2 separate regions of the Mus musculus genome follow, and region 2 is linked to region 1. Evidence: chromatin contacts called from ENCODE Hi-C or POLR2A ChIA-PET data. All regions are on one chromosome and are shown on one strand. The core of a region is the stretch at or near the end of the contact, and the rest is flanking DNA. Distances in the headings are between cores, read along the strand shown.

Region 1 (3,901 bases), core at 564-3,063:
CATTGAATTCTGGAGTTTGGTGGCTTGGAGGACACTTGATGCCACAAAGTCAGAGGAGTTCTGATCTACCACTTCCTGTTGGGCCTCACTAAGCCTCAGGCTCTCAGTGGAGTGTGACCAGTTGCCCTCCTTGAGCTCTACTCTGGGACTTTAGCAGAGCCTGGTTAGGGCAAGAAGAAGCTCTGTGTCCTTCTCATCGTGGCCTGTGTCTTGGTAGAGCAGAAGTTCCAAGCACTCTGCCCTCCTTTTCTTCATGGATCCTGAGGTATGCAGGAGTGCAGCCTCTGTTCAGCAGCCAGCAGCAGTGAGCACTGATTCCTCAGCTCATCTTAGTCCCTGGAGATGCTGTGCTGCTCCTGGGTTGCCAGCACTCTTCTGCTTGTAGCTCCTCATCTGAGCCATGTGCTTTCTCCTTCCTCATAGCAGATAAGGGATTCTCTTTGTCTCATTTGGGTATAATGTAATACACTTGTGATCCTAGCACCTGGGAGGCGGAGGCAGGAGGATCCTGAGTTTGAGGCCAACCTGGGTTGTATAGTTGAGACTCTGTCTAAAAAATCCAACCAGAGATGGAGGAGGCTGCTCAGATGCCTAAGTGTTGGTTTTGTCTTTGTGGCGGCCTGGAATCTGGGCCTGCCTCTGACCGGGAGTCTGGAGTACTTAGGAAGGAGTAGGCGAACTTCCACAGAGACACACTTGGAAGATGATCCAAGGCTCTTCTTTTGGACAACAGATAAAAATATTGGTAATTATAGTGGCTGATTTCAGCTCCTCAGCCCTCCAGTATTTTGAGTCTCTGTTAGGTTTCTCCCTTTATGCAGGAAGAAGCTTCCTGAAGCCAGAGTCGCCTGGTCTTGATGGAAGAGGTTCAGGGCTGTTCTGTTGGTGCTGGGCACACCTTGGGAGGGATCAGGGCTGTTGTGAGCACCAGATAAGCTGGCCTTTGTTTTACTTGAAAAGCCTGCTGCTTGAGGGTAGAGCGACAAACTTCAGAGAGCAGACAGCTGATGTGACTGAGGAGACCAAGGTTTGCCAGCCTTGTACCGAAGTCTCTTCTGGCTACAGTGACTCACCTGTACCTCAAGGCATCTGAAGACCACTGATGTGTGTGTTAGTAAACTCTTGCTGCTGCCTTCAGCCTCATTTCTCACCTTACCTAGAACTTGTTTCATCTTTCAGAAGCACATCTTTGCATGGGGGTTGGGGCAAGCTGTCTAACTTGACAACTAACTTGATTCCTTTTTTCTGTCTTCTATCCTTGACTCATCTTTCCTTGTTAACTTTACACACACACACACACACACACACACACACACACACACACACACACACAAGGCGGGTTTATTGGGAAGCTTCTCTCAGCCAGGAGAGTTCACTGGACCCAAGGACTGAGGTTGGGAAGTTGCCATGAGGAAAGTGGGGGAGGGAGTGGGTCAGAGAGAGAGAGAGAAAGAAAGAGAAAAAGGGCATGCACACAGAGAGAGGAGATGAAGAGAGAGAGTAACTTATTTTCTTCACCTTTAAGATCTCATCTGAAGAGGGTGTGGTGGAAGGTGCCTGTAATTCTAGCACCTAGCAGGCTGGGGCAGGGGCAGGGGCAGGGGCAGGGGCAGGGGCATTATAAGGTTGAGGCTCGCTTGGGCCACTTCTCTGCTCTTCTACAAACTGGGTTCGGTCCCCAGGTGTCCTCAGCATCCTTTGTATCCTACATCCTGATCCTGATAGGGCAGCTTTCTCTGTACTTGCCTTGACTGTGTTCTCATTTTGCCCTTTCCCCAAGTCTGCTCTGCTGCAAGCCCAGCAGATGGCAGTAGACGTGCCCCAATCATCACCATTCTAGCTGTTCTAGCCCTAGCATCCAGCAGGACCCCTGGCATCTGACTGGTAACCCATTTAAACAGCATTTTCGATGAAGACCACAGGGAAGCTAGATCAAACTGGCTGAGGCAGACACAATACATTTATTTACTAAGTCCTATTTCAGTTTTCTCCTTGGGACCATGTGACTTGCTCAGGCTACTGGGGTATAAATAGAACTGCTGTGCGGTCCAGGCTGGGGGAGAGATCAACTGGAGAACGAACATTTCCTGGTTCTTGTTTTCCTTGCAGGGTACCTGTGAGCCATGGATTCTGTGTGGCCCAGCCACAAGAGGGCCCGAGTCTGGGTCCCCAGGCTGCTACTTAGAAGGCAGCCTTGCTGTTTTGCTGCTGGGCCCACTGTAATCTTTGTAAAAAGGAGGAGTGGGATTTTTATCTGTTTAGCCAGGGAACTATTGGGGTACTTGTTGCTGTCCTGCTTATCTTCAGTCCAGGACAGTCTGATTTTAGGCATGGGTAATTCCCCTTCTGTTCATAGATGGCTGTGATTCCCCTGAGCAAATCTTTTCTTCCAAGTTCACATTCAGAGAAGACAAGGCTTTGCTTCTTTTATTCCTGGCCAAAGCTTTGAATTTATGCTGGCAACCCAGCTGAGCCTCCGCTCTTGCTCTTCATCTGATCACAGGGTCTTGCTTCTGCACTGAGACAGCGGAGAGCCCTGGTCAGATGTGGGGAACGGAGAATAGGGAATGGGATGTACTTCGAGGGGAAGGAAGGATGCCATGGAGACTCCAGCTTACGTTAGCTCACAGCGAACAAGTAGTGAACAGATGAGCGCTTAGCGGTGAACAGACCTTCTCCCTTGTTTTTGGGACTCTGCTCTACCAGCTGAGTACTCTTCATCCAAGGGTCAGTGAGTGCAGAGACGGGGGCGAGGGCAGTATTTGAGACCTTGCCATGGAGGGGAAGGTGTGCAGGTCCTTTGCCTGTCAGCTTGGGTGGGCTAGGGCAATTGGGCTGCAGGAAGAACATGTGCAAGTTTGGCAACCTGGCAGAGATACTTAGCAGTGAGACAGGGATGACACTTCAGTTCCTCACTAGCAGCGATGTCTGTCTCTAACATTACCTTTTAGTCAGCATACAGAGCTGTGTTTTATCACACCGTTGTCAGAGGTGTGTGTCACTACCTCGCACACAGTCACTCCTCCAGACTGTTCCTCTGTGCAGCTTTCCTCTCATCTGTTTGTAAGGCTGTAGATATGATAATGTTTCTTTTCTGAACACATGTGCGTGTGCATGTGAATGCGTGTGAAGCCAGACGACAACTTCCTGTGCCATCTACCTCCATTGAGACCTGGTCTCTCACTGGCTTGGAGGTCACCAATAGGTTAGACTGGCTGGCTCTGGGACACCCCTCCCCCATTCTATCCTCTCCAACCCAGGGCTTACAAGCATTGCCTGGAGTTTCCCAGAGGGCTCAGGGATCACACTCGGCACTGCATGCTTGCAGGGAGTGCATAGACTTTCCTGACTGAGCCATCTTCCCAGACTTGGTTAATACTTTTCTATTTTCTTTTCTTCTTCCTGAAGATGGTATGGTGGGAAGTTCTCCCTTTGCATTCTCTTCTCTCTGCTTTAGTCCTCCCCAACACAGGCCAGTGGGGACTATGTCCCCCACTACTTCCTGGCTGTTCTCTGCCACTTGATAGAATTTTTTTTTCTAGACCCAGCCAACTGTTTGCTTCTAAGGAAATCTTCTTAGGAAGATTTCATCTGTCAGACAAAGCTGGTGATGTCAGAGCAGGATGGCTGCTCTCTCTGGGTCCTAAGAGCCGTGTGGAGGTTTCTGCTTGCAGAGTTGGCAGGGTTTGGCTTGGGAAATGTCTAGGAAAGTGTGGCCTCAGGGTACCTGTCACTTCAGAAGTGGCCCTTGATGTGTGATCCTCAGACTTAGGCTTGGCTTCTGATAGCGCAGTGCTTGTTTGTTTTATTGAAGGATCTAAAACCTTCTGACATCTGCTTGTCTCTCTTACCATGAGATTGGCACAAAGTGTCGCAGCATTGGTATTAGTTTATAAAGAGC
Region 2 (3,901 bases), core at 909-3,408, 74 kb before region 1:
CTCTTGTGCTAGGAATAGCAGCTTGTGCTGCCACTACTACTTAGCAAAATTTGGTTATTTGATCAGTTCTCCTTTAAGTAATTCACCTCTCCTGGCCTTGGAGCCGTCCAGGAAGGGAAGGCCCCCACCCCCATCACACCCCTCACAGGAGTTGGAGGAGTTGAGCTGCTGAGATTCAACAATCCCAGGTCCGTTCTTGGGTGTCTTTGACCAGTTATCACCCGTGCTGAGAATGTCCTGAGATGATGCCTGTGAGCCTCATAGGTGTTTGACAAGGTGTTGAGTTGCAGACAGAAAACCATGTAAGCCATAGTAATGGCACAGGTGTCAGAAGGCAAGGCATAGGGAGGGACTGTGATGAGCTAAATGATTCTACACTGGTGGAGAGGCTTAGTTAGATGTTTGGCTGAGCATCCCTGGCAGCCACAAGGCAGGGAATGTGGGGGTCCAGCCTGGAGAGCACATTAATGGAGGAGTTGAGGTACTAGTGTGAGTAGAGCATCTTCTGCCTTTATCTGCTGCCATGCTGAACTTTTATCTGAGATGGAAGCTGGCTGGGAAACCGTGACCCTCTTAGGATTGTTCACTGTATTACAAAGGCAATGTGGAGGGCTGGTTCCCTCGTCTGGAGTCATACTGCCAGTTTGAATCCCAGTTCTTGTCATTTCCTAGGAAAACTGCTTAGGCTCTCTTTGTCCCTTAAGCCTGTAAGTATTGACAAAGCCTCGACAGCCCTTCTCCTGCAGCAGCCCTTGCTTATTATAGGCTCTGGGTTGTCACAGAACTGTACAAAGGTGCTTTTGGTTGATTCCAGGGTTAGAAGGCCTTCACAAGGGGGTAGGTCTGGAGGAGACTAGCAGTATATGATGGAAGCAGCAGTATATGATGGAAGCTTTGATAGCATAGTTTACAGAGATCTTGAGCTGCTAGGACTAACTTTCAGCACCATTAAACCTTTTGTTCCTGCTGATATATCCAAAGATGGGAGGAGAAAGATTACTGGGCCAAATTAACTAAAGTAAGCAATTAATTAAAGCAAGCTTTTTTATTCATGTACATGGGCTAAGGCAGGGTGCCAGAGGTTAACATTGGGTCTGAAGTAGGCAAGGCTTATATAACTTAGGGGTAGAAGGTTTCTAAATGGGTACTTTATTGGGCAAAATAGGTGGGGTTAAGGAGCAGAACATAACAAGGTGGTCAAAACAAGTTGTAACAAGCTTTTGAATCAAAGGTAGGGTTGCAAGACGGTCATTACAGCTTAAAACAAAGACATGATTGCAGGGTGGTTGCAAGGTAGTTATACCAACCAGTGGTCCTAACAACAGGTGACCATAATAACCCTTTGAAACAAAGGCATGGCTGTTCTTTCCTGGAACAGGCAGTACAGAACAATTTGTAGTTAAGGTTACAGGTGGGGCATAGTTTACTCCTTGAGAAACAGGTTTAATTATAAACAGGGTGAGCCTAGTTTGTCTTTATTGTAAGGTATTTGTAAGCCTAAAGTGGAGGCAGGCTGGTTCATCACTGGTTCCTTTGAGGTAGTCCTCATGGCTTTGCGTAGCCAGGCCTCTCAGCCACTGTCTTCTAGTAGTTGGGTGTGGTTGAATGTGGTGCCTACTTAGTATCACTGGCCAGTAGAGCTGAGGTACCCTCAAGCCAAGCTTTTGTCTGGCCCAGGAGAGCAGATTTTTGTAGGTGTGTCTCATTGTGGCGTTTTGATGCTAGAATTACAAATGCACTTAACAGATTCATTGGTTTTGTTTTGAGTAATTATTCTTTGAATGGTGCTGTCTGAGGTTTCTGGTTGTTTACTCTGACATTCAGCAGGCGTAATTGCTTTGACTTGCACACATTAATTACTGCAGTCACTGGAAGCTGTAGGAGAGGCACTTGCTGCCACCTACTCCATGATTTACATCTCCCCCGAGCTTTGAAGGAAAATGCAGGTGGCCAGCAGGCAGATCAGGGCTGGCAGCAGGCTGGCAAGATGGTCTGGAATCCTGTAGATGAAGGTCTTTGGACTTCTGTCCACCTTTGCGATTGCTACCCGTCTTCTCAGTCCTGGCCACCATCATTTCTTGGCTGGATAACTGCACTGGTTGCCTTTTAGAGCTCAGCTGGCATCTGCTGTGTCCATAGCTGCATAGCCCATGTTCTCTCTCACACCCTTCCTTGCCCTGGCTCAGGGACCTTCATGACTCATTCCTGGCTGCAGTCTTTCCAGCTTCTTGGGGCTTTCCTAACCCTTCCCTCTAGATCAGTTTTGGGTCTGGCAGCCTGCCTAGAACACTGTTAGAAATGCAGACTTCCAGGCTCTGCTCCACTGCTCTGAATCAATTTTGCATTTTAATAGACCCACAGGTGGCTTAGTGCACCCAGTTCTCCATCTTGATTCTGGGAACTGTGTGTCTTCTATCTCCTTCAGGCTTGTCAACTTCCACAGAAGCCTGTAGACTTCTCTCACACAATCTACCTGAGTCCTCCTAGGCCACATCCTCTCTTCCTTCCCACCCCTCTAGCATTTTTGTAGGGTACATTTTGTAGTCTGAGATAGTATTTGCTGAGCTGTAAGGCCACAGCTCCTTTGTAAATGTCACCTCAGTAAGGATGGGGACCCATTATGTCTTGTACCCCTAAACCCATTTATATGAACACTGTCTGGTGCTGGCATGATGTCCCAAAAAGTTGTAAGAACTGTACATATTGTACCAATCCTCAGGGCTCCTTGATTTTCTGTTATTTAGAGAGGTAAACTGAGGCACAGAGAGGGCATCTGTCTGTGCAGTTATCTAGATGTGAAGTTACTGGGCTTTGATATCACATGGACAGGGGACTGGAGGGTCATACAGACAATGGGCAAGTTGTTTGACTTCTAAAATTTTTTTTTTTTTTTTTTTTCGAGACAGGGTTTCTCTGTGTAGCCCTGGCTGTCCTGGAACTCACTCTGTAGACCAGGCAGGCCTGCCTCTGAAATCCGCCTGCCTCTGCCTCCGAAGTGCTGGGATCAAGGCGTGCGCCACCACTGCCCGGCTGACTTATAAAATTCTTACCTCTGTTTCCTATGCTCTGTTTCTAGGCTCAGCATCAGGAGTAAGAATACCTCATAAGGTTACCATGAGCATTGCGTATACTAATATACATAAAGTTCTATGGATCTGTTTAAATTTAGTTAATTAGGGTGACACTGTAGTTTAGTAGTGCTTGCCTGGCATCTGAGACCCTGGGTTCAATCTCAGTACTGCCATCCCCAATTCCTCATAGTTTTAGGGGGTCAGAGGCCTGGACTTGGCTTAGCGAATCCCTTTGATTCAGGATCTCAGGAGCTTAGGCAAAGTATGGGGTGGAGTTCTAGTCATTCAAGACTTGCTGGGTTACAGGGTGGGTTCTTCCCCTTCTATGTGAATCAGAGATGGGAGCCTTCCAGAGAAATAGAGACTGTTGTTGTTTTCTTGTAACTGATCCTAGAAGTTACACATAGCAGTAGCACTTAGCACTAGAGGGGATGAAGAAGTCCGGTTGATCCCCAGGAAGCATATGCTACAGTTAATAGGGTGGGACAATTAAGCACCACTTAAAATAGCATTTGACAGCCAGTGAGCATTGTGTGAAAACTGGGGGACAGCTGTTGTCAGTGTCTTCACTGAAGGATGAAGAGCTGGTAAGAATAGGAGCTGAGGTTTGAAGCCCAGGACGGGCTACATAATGAACTTCAGCTGCACTGATCGCCAAGTGTCAACCACTGAGTATGGAAATCCCAGGAAGGATTAACGTGCTGAGCAGAATGATACGTTCCAAATGGCGTCTCCGTCTACAAGTTAAGGGCTTCCGTATGGCTGCCAAGACAACGCAGGAAGTAGCTAGCAAGCCTGGTAACTCAAGTTCTGTCCCCATGACCCACAAG

Evidence for each region. Hi-C counts contacts between places; a loop is a spot of excess contacts on that map. ChIA-PET counts read pairs that join two places held with the same protein, here RNA polymerase II (POLR2A).
Region 2: a map of Patski shows a loop between it and region 1 (2.1-fold over the local background). The contact joins two enhancer-like sites. A Hi-C loop is called at or near these places in 2 of 37 maps with a recorded cell type or tissue (Patski and T-helper 17 cell). POLR2A ChIA-PET finds 5 or more read pairs at or near these places in 2 of 5 experiments (Patski and embryonic stem cell).

The regions. Positions count from the first base shown.
Region 1 is chr16:11,577,955-11,581,855 of GRCm38, forward strand. The region is part of intron 15 of Snx29 (sorting nexin 29); the gene reads left to right. Among named protein-coding and RNA genes, the nearest start is that of Gm32100, 3.8 kb to the right of the region's middle. Within about 2 kb of position 1,814, at least 3 of the 3 ENCODE cell types and tissues checked have a DNase peak (open chromatin) inside an H3K27ac peak, as active enhancers do.
Region 2 is chr16:11,503,782-11,507,682 of GRCm38, forward strand. All of the region lies in intron 13 of Snx29 (sorting nexin 29), which reads left to right. Among named protein-coding and RNA genes, the nearest start is that of Gm32100, 78 kb to the right of the region's middle. Within about 2 kb of position 2,159, at least 1 of the 3 ENCODE cell types and tissues checked has a DNase peak (open chromatin) inside an H3K27ac peak, as active enhancers do.